Regions from separate parts of the Homo sapiens genome. Here region 1 is linked to region 2. A link is a loop called in an ENCODE intact Hi-C map of the cell type or tissue named here. Cell type or tissue: Panc1. All regions are shown on one strand. Each heading gives the region's core, and the rest is flanking DNA. Links, peaks and the distances in the headings are about the cores only.

What was found. A loop is a pair of places that touch in the nucleus more often than their neighbours do. Peaks named below come from ENCODE experiments on the same cell type or tissue, not always from the same donor. Only the 100,000 strongest peaks of a DNase experiment are listed, where the experiment ranks them.
Region 1: a loop joins it to region 2, with 8 times the contacts of the local background. A loop is called at or near these places in 7 of 110 quality-filtered maps.

The regions. Positions count from the first base shown.
Region 1 is chr7:92,459,978-92,464,326 of GRCh38, reverse strand. It overlaps GATAD1 (GATA zinc finger domain containing 1), which reads right to left. Exons shown (of 5, transcript NM_021167.5): 5 at 4,252-4,349. Among named protein-coding and RNA genes, the nearest start is that of GATAD1, 15 kb to the right of the region's middle. In Panc1, for the core only: CTCF peaks have their summits at 2,378 and 2,612 (motif pointing right); a DNase peak (open chromatin) is centred at 2,656; H3K27ac peaks cover 343 bases.
Region 2 is chr7:93,053,676-93,058,078 of GRCh38, reverse strand. No RefSeq gene overlaps it. Among named protein-coding and RNA genes, the nearest start is that of SAMD9, 62 kb to the left of the region's middle. In Panc1, for the core only: CTCF peaks have their summits at 2,081 and 2,285 (motif pointing right); a DNase peak (open chromatin) is centred at 2,298; H3K27ac peaks cover 1,795 bases.

The sequences.
Region 1 (4,349 bases), core at 350-4,349, 590 kb after region 2:
TCAAATCCGTATTTTCAATTATCTAATGGATATTCAAGTCCAGGAGATGGCTCACAGTCCTCACATTACAAAACAGAACACACACCTCACATCACATGCAAATCTCCACCTAGCCTTGTTTACTAACTGGGAGATTTTTAAATTATAAGAATCAAGTAGGATCTTTGCCCACGTATTTTTTTAAGAGTTTTTCACCTACCAAAAAGTTGTACTCAATGTCTTCCTTAATTCATCCTCCTCACTCAGTCTCTATTTACAACTGGTTATTAAATTCTGTTGACTTTATCTCCTATATATCTATTTTTTAAAGATTATGGTAAAATATGCATAACAAAACTTACAATTTTAACCTTTTTTTTGAGACTAAGTCTCGCTCTGTCCCCCAGGCTGGAGTGCAGTGGCGCAATCTCAACTCACTGCAACCTCTGCCTCCTGGGTTCAAGCAATTCCTAGGCCTCATCCTCCCAGCAGCTGGGACTACAGGCACCCACCACCACACTCGACTAATTTTTGTATTTTTAATAGAGATGGGGTTTCGCCACGTTGGCCAGGCTGGTCCTTAACTCTTGACCTCAACTGATCTGCCTGCCTTGGCCTCCCAAAGTGCTGAAATTACAGGCATGAGCCACCGCACCCAGGTATCAACCTTTTTTTTTTTTTTTTTGAGACGGAATCTGGCTCTGTTGCCCAGGCTGGAGTGCAGTGGCGCGATCTCAGCTCACTGCAAGCTCCGACTCCCAGGTCACACCATTCTCCTGCCTCAGCCTCCCGAGTAGCTGGGACTACAGGTGCCTGCCACCATGCCCGGCTAATTTTTTTTTTATTTGTTTTTATTTTTTAGTAGAGACAGGGTTTCACCATGTTAGCCAGAATGGTCTCAATCTCCTGACCTCATGATCCGCCTGTCTTGGCCTCCCAAAGTTCTGGGATTTACAGCCATGAGCCACTGCGCCAGCCCAGTATTAACCATTTTTAAGTGTACAATTTAGTGTCATTAAGTACATTCATCATGTTGACTACTGTCACTACCCATTTCCAGAATTTTTTCAAAATCACTCCAAACCGAAAATTTGTACCCACAATACCCCTCTTCCCACAACCCTGGTAACCTCTAATGTTCTGTATCTATGACATAATTTGCCTATTCTAGGTAACTAACTCATATAAGTGGAATTATACAATATTTGTCCTTTTAAGTTTGGCTTATTTCCATTAACATGTTTTCAAGGTTCATCATTATAGCATGTATCAGAATTTCATTCCTTCTACGGCTGAATAATATCCCACTGCACGACCTCACCACGTTTTGATCATCCATTCGTCTGCTGATGGGTCCTTGTGTTGTTTCTATCTCTGTCAGCTTGGGCTGCTGCAACAAAATACCGTAGCCTGAGTGGTTTAAACAACACACATTCATTTCTCACAGTTCTGGATGCTGAGAACCCAAGAGCAAGGTGCTAGCAGATTTGGGTTCTGGTGAGAGCTCTCTTCCTGGCTGTGGCCACCTTCTGGCTGTCTTCTTACATAGTGAGGAGAGAAAGGAAGGCTTTGGTCTGTTCTCCTCTTCCTAAAAGGACACTAATTCCACTATGCGGGCTCCACCCTCATGACCTCGTAGAAATCTGATTACCTCCCAAAGGCCCTACTCCCCTAATACCATTGCCTTGGGGGCCAGGGCTTTAACATATGAACTTGGGGCATGGGGATCAGGCACACATTCAGCCTGTAACACCATTTAGATTACCATCTTTGGACCTAAATATCTATTTTAAAGTTGTATTTTTTTCCTGACTACGTAAGTAGTGGATGCTAGTAATACAAACTTCAAAATTTTTAAAAGCATAAAGAATATTAAAATGACTGTAATTCCAACTATGCTTGTTATTTTGTTTGTTCCAGTTTTCTTTATATGCATATGTATGCATGTGTATATGTGTGTGTTTTTGTTTTTTTTTTTTACAAAATCAGAATCATTATGTAGTTGTGTCCAGGTTTTACACTAAACATTTTATAAACTTTTTTTTGCGTTATTAAAAATTATTTGTAAATGGTATTTCTGATGACAGCATAAAATTCTATTAGAAAAATATCAAAATTCATTTTCCTATTGTTGGACCTTTAGATTGTTTCTGGTTTTTCACAACTTTAAATACTGTTAACAACTTCTTTTTATACCCATTTTTTGGTCCACATTTTAAATCCTCTTAGCATGGATTCTTAGAAATGAAATTACTGGATCAAGAAGTACTTTTAATACTTTTAAGATTATAGATACATATTGCTATTCTAAAAAGCTATGTTAATTTACATTGGCCACCAGCTGGATAGGGTGTCCCTCTGTGCCTCTGAGGTGGTCCCTAGTGGTCTCTGCCCTTGGAATTCACGCCCTTGTGTGGTCCTGTGTTCACACTGTACCAGAGTTGGTCTGTGTGACCCAACAGCATATGGCAGAAGTGCTGGTATGTCCCTTCTTTCAGATTAGGTTATAGAAAAGATGGTGGCTTCCATCTTGGGTGCAACTGCCCTTGCGTCTTTCTGTCACGGACCATTTGCTGTGAGCAAACCTGTGGAGGCCCACAGAGAGGAATGGAAGCTTCCTGCCAACAGCCACATGAGGGAGCTGTTTCTCCCATTTTATTCTTTGCTTTTCAATTTAGTATATAAACTTTAAAAATAATCCAATCTATCTTTCCCTATGTGATCTCTTTCATTACTTTTTGATTTAAAAAATGTATCAAAGCACTACATATTCATAGCAAAAAGATGGCCAAATAATTCTAAACAGTTTATAATGAGAAACAGTAGTTCCTTGCCTTCTCTTTCAGAGTCTCAGCAACTGTTATCAGCCAGAATTCGATCAGAGAAACAGAACCACTAGGAGCGATATAGAAAAGGAATCTATAAAGGAAACTTTACCTTACACAATTGTTGGAGCTTGCTGAACACTCTGTGTAAGGCTGTTGCTTCTGTGTTTGGTGTTGGGGCCTTAAGTCAGCAGCGCAGGCAGTCTGGAAGGGAAGACAGATTTCAAGTGGAGGACAGGAAAGAAAAACTTGAACCTACATCAGTCTCTTACCCTCGCCAAACCTCCAATTCAGATGATACAGGCACCCTGCAGAAGAAGCTGGTGACCTTTACCACAGAGCTAAGCATGCGCCTGGCCCAGGAGTGGCTGAAGCTGAAGGAAGTCACTCCCAAGTTCTTTCCTAGAATCATGATGTGAATATAGGAAAATAATGAAATCACTGACTTTATTTTCTCAGCTGGTCATTCACTCCCTTTCAAGGGTTTAAGAACTACTATTTATAAAATATTCTAGATATGTATAGACTAAAAGCCAGCGGTTGTTCACCACCAGTTGGGCACTTATGCAAACAAACGTGTGTGTGTGTGTGTGCTTATTGTAAAAAATTTGGAAAATACTGCTTGTTAGAGAAAATTTGGAAAATACTGCGAAGTATAAAGCTGAAAAAAGTAGCTGCAGAAAACCTCTGTTGACATGTTAAAATTCTGGAGGAATTTCCGTCTTTTTTTTTTTTTTTTTTTTTTTGAGAGAAGGTCTCACTTCTATCACCCAGGCTGGAGTGGTGGCACAATCATGGGTCACTGCAGCTCAAGTGATCCTCCACCTCAGCCTCTTAAAGTGCTGGGATTACAGGCATGAGCTACTGTGCCTGGGCTCCTTCCATCTTTTATAAAAGATGCTTCTTGTTTGCAGAATTGCTATCATACAGTTCTACATTCTGCTTTTTTCTCTTATTTATTGTGAACCTTTCCGCTACTACGAGCAATCTTCCTTGTGGGTCACCATTAAGAGGTGCTTAAATAAATTACTGTGCATTTATGCATCTGACCCAATAATTAATGGCCCACCTCTTGTGGGTCATTTGGGTTCCTTCTCTTGGCACAGACCTTCTCCTGGCTTATATTTCTTGGGTGTAGGAGGTATACCCTCCTACCAAAGGTATGGCTCACACACCTGGTATGAAGTAAACAGCACAGTTCTTCAAACATCCCCAGGGCAGCCAGACAAAATCCACAAAAATGCCTCTCCCTTTTCTGGGCATGACAGAAACTTCATTCTAAGCGTGTGCAATGTTTATATGTAGACACAACACACATGCATGTGTATAAAGCAAATAAATACATTTCCCTCTATTGTTCATTTGATTTCACCTACTTACGGCTGAAGTGGAAAACTTATTAGGCCTGGAAAAGCCTTTCACAGCCAGGAACTGGAATGGTTTGGGATAATTTCCTTCAAATACTCATATTAAGCTTTATTTGTGTTAAGAGAACTATTTAAAACTCATCTTAAAAACATCTTGTTTAAAACAATCTTAAAAACA
Region 2 (4,403 bases), core at 291-4,290:
CTGCCGATGGGGTGGAAACAGCAAGAAAACTAGATTTAGAAGTGGAGCCTGAAATGTGACTGAATTGCTATAAACTTATGATGAAACAGTTGAGGAGTCACTTCTTATGGATGAGCCAAAAAGTGGTTTCTTGAGATAGAATCTACTCCTGGTGAAGATGCTGTGAACACTGTCGAAATAACAACAAAGGATTTAGAATATTATTATACATAAAGTTAGTTGATAAAACAGCAGCTGGTTTAAAAGGATTGACCCAAATTTTGAAAGAAGTTCTACTGTGGGTAAAATGCTATCAAAGAGCATTGCAAGACAGAAATTTTTCATAAAAGGAATAGTCAATGGATGTAGCAAACTTCATTATCCTATTTTAACAAATTGCTACAGCCACCCCACCCTTCAACAGCCACCACTCTGAAGAGTCAGCAGCCATCAACATCGAGGCAAGACCCTCCACCAGTAAAATGATTACAATTCACTGAAGATTCGGATGGTTGCTGGCATTGTTTAGCAATAAAGTATTTTAATTTAAGTATATACATTGGTTTTTAGACAGAATGCTACTGTCTAAACCTGCACTATCTCTGAGGTATGCCTGTAATTGAAAAAGAAGCTCAAATATATTTCATCAAAATATGTTTTTAGTATTTAAAGTTTTAATATTTATGCTTAATACTTATCAAAATAATTATTATCTTGCTTTGACTAATTTTATACTACTAATAATAGTGCTAATAACTCAATACAGAATAAAATGTTTTACCTTTCAGTCTTTTAATCACAGAGAAAAAATGTTTTTTAAAATTTTGATTTATAGTCTATTATGGAGAAATATGAAGATGATTGAGAAAATATTTTCATACATTAAAGGAATGCATTGGGATAAAACTCTGTGGAGTGAAATGGAAATGTGAGTGTAAGGAGAAAAAGGAACAATGTAAAATTTGACTATTCCAATAGAGCATCTTCATGTTTCTTTATACTGATGGTGGTGCTGCCTCAATATCTGAACCACTGTATTTTAAAATATTAATATTTTAATAAAGCAAAAACTACATCATTTTCTACTATTGAAATTTAAAGTAAAAAATTTTTAATGTTATCCTGAAAATGTTCAAGGAGGCCAGGCACAGTGGCTCACACTTGTAATCTCAGGACTTTGGGAGGCCGAGGCAGGAGGATCACTTGACCTCCCAGGAGGTCAGGAGTTCAAGACCAGCCTGGGCAACATAGCAAGACCCCATCTCTACAAAAAATGTTTTTAAAAATTAGCTGGGTGTGATGGCATGTAGCTGTAGTCCTAGCTACTTGGGAGGCTCAGGTGGGAGGATCACTTGAACCCAGGAGTTTGAGGTTGCAGTGAGCTGTGATCACACCACTGCACTCCAACCTGGACAACATAGCAAGACCCTGTCTCTAAAATAAAATGTTTAAGGAATTACATAGTTTTTCAAGATTATTTTAGGAGATGCATAAGCAAATGAGTCACTTTACAGAAATTCTCACATATGTGTACATGAAGAAATGTAAAATAACATCATTCTAACATTGCTTGATGAAAGGAAAACTTGGGGAAAATACTCAATGTCCATCAACAGAAGAATAAGTTGGAAAAAATGTACATATATAATATTCCTATACAGGTATTAAAATGATCAGCCAGAAGTAGATGAATCAACATGAATGAATATCAAAAATATAATGTTAATGCAGCAGATATATTATTTATATAAACATTTTTTAATTTAAAACTGCTGAAATATATTGTTTAATTAGAAAATACAGAATAAAACCTTAAACCATGTATGGAATTAATAACCATCAAACTGATGAGAAAGATGAACTCTGGAGACAGAGGGAAATAGAATTGAGAAGAAATATACAGTCTTCAACTAAATCTGTAATGTTTTCTCCTTTTAAAAAATCTGAAGCACTTATAGCAGAAAGTTAGGTTTATTAAAATTTCATAAAGCTAAGGTGCGGGCACATAGGTCATCATATACTCATTTGTATATTTGAACTATTTCATAATAAAAATAGTATGAGATAAAATATAAAAGAAAACAGTGATACAATATATCCTAAAATGACAAAAGAAAGAATTTAAAAAATCAATCCAACAGATTATAGGGACAAAATACAAAGAAAAAAAAGGTGAATTAAAAACACAAAATAAGGTGGTGGAATATATCAGTGATTAATTAGAATTAGATCTGAGTTTAAATGTTGCCTCAGACAATGGCAGTAACACATAGAATCCATTAGATGGCAGTGTTACTTTATATTTATTCTCATTTTTCAGCACGGTGGGTTCACGACTCAATGGCATTCAACGAATTAGATTTCAGACTCAATTAGATGCCGTTTTAGGTTTGACTCAAACATCTAATAATGAGTAAATAATAATACCTATAGTAACATTTTTAATGTGCAATACAAATATAAATTTTTATTACACAATAATTTTTAAAATCTCTTTCTGCATATTTTCCATTAATTATTCTTTAACTTGCTAAAGCAATTTTGTGTTATTCTATAGGCCCTTCAAGAGGCAGGCAAGACAGAAAGCATTTCCTATTGCTTTGGGAAAAAAATAGGGTCTCTAAATTGTCTCTATACACATTTGCAATAAAGTTTGTGGCTCTTAGAAATACAGCCCTGTGACGTAAGCAATACATGGAATTAAAAGAGATCTTGAAAAACCATCTATTCTAACCCCCAGCATCTTGAAAATTGACAAATGGGGAACTAGTCTATTTTTAAAGATTTCAAGGAAGGAAATCATCAGTCAGAAAGTTCTTCTTCCCATCTAACCTAAATCCCTCCTGATGAAGTGTAATCCCATTTCCTGTAGTGTGGACCTTTCCAGTGAGGTTGAAGGACATCTGCGGTCCACAATCCTCATCTAAAGAATAACCCTTCACATCCCAGAATACGTGCATATTAGGCTCTTATGAACTATAACATGGATCTCAACAAGGCAGGTGTCTATGAGCAACTGTCAGTAAATTACTAATAGCCCAAATGTTATCATTAAGAGACTACCTCACAAAAGCCTGTTGTAAAGAGAGCCAACCTTGAAACAAACGGTTATGGAGTTATGACCTTGAAGTAAAGAGAGATGGGTTCTTATCTCCAGTAGCATTTTAGGTTACTTTAGGGGGTTCCATTAAATATAATCATGATTAAACACCTACTATGAGCAGGGTGCTTTCATTTTTTTTTTTTTTTTTTTTTTTTCTTAGGCAGGATCTCACTCTGTCACCCAGGCTGGAGTGCCACTGCACGATCATGGCTCACTGCAGCCTCAACCTCCTGGACTCAAGCCATCCTCCTGCCTCAGCTTCTGGAGTAGCTGGGAACACAAGCATGCGCCGCCACACCCAGGTTTGTTTGTTTGTTTTGTACAGACAGGGTCACATTATGTTGCCCAGGCTGATCTCGAACTCCTGGGTTCAAGGGATCCTTCCACCCCATCCTCCCAAAGTGCTGGGATAACAGGGGTGAACCTGGCCAATTAATTCTTTATAATACTCAAAGTCCTGGCCAATTAATTATTTGTAATCCTCACAAAAGGCCTGCAAGTTAGGAGTTGTTATTATCATCGTTACTATTATGATTCTAACTATTTTCCAAATAAGGAAACTGAGGCTCAAGAAAGTTAATTAGTTTGCCCAAAGCAAACAGCTGTTAGGAGACAGAGCTGGCTTTCATTCTTGCCTGACTCCAAGGCTGTACAGGTACAGTACACCACTGTTCTTCAAGTTCTTCTGGCTTTAAAGTGATAGGATAAATATATATATATAATTTATTTATTTATGGGGTGGGGGGAGGGAGTTTTGTCCTCCAAGTCATTGTTCCTCCTTTAACATTAACGAGATTAACTGAAAGTTAACATTGTGTGTGATGATATGTGATGATCACTGATTCCGTTTCTAGCCTGGGGACAGAAGTACTCAGATATAAGGAAGTAATAACCTGAAGGTAAAGATCAGTATACATAAAAATGTTACCAAGGGAAGTTGTGGAATCGACTACTCTGTCTTTAAAAATAAGAAATATTCACTACCTTCTCAAGGTGCAGAGATCAAATCTATGGTCCATAGACTAGAAGGATCATTCTGCCAAGCCCTGAGCAATTCAGAACATTGACGATTAGATTGTCTTTGCTTCTGCATTTCAGAGACCTGCAGTCTCCCTTCCTGTTTCCTTCCTCTCCTTCCCCTCCCAGCTCTTCCTTTCCTTTCTCTCCCCTCCCCTCTCTTTCCTTCCTCCCTTCTGTTTTTTCTTCTTCCTTCCTTTTTCTTCCTTCCTTCACTTTCCTTTTCCTTCATTTCCTTTTGTCTTTTTCTTCTTCTTTTATTTTCTTTCTCTCTTTCTTTCTTTTTTAAAGACAGGGTCTCACT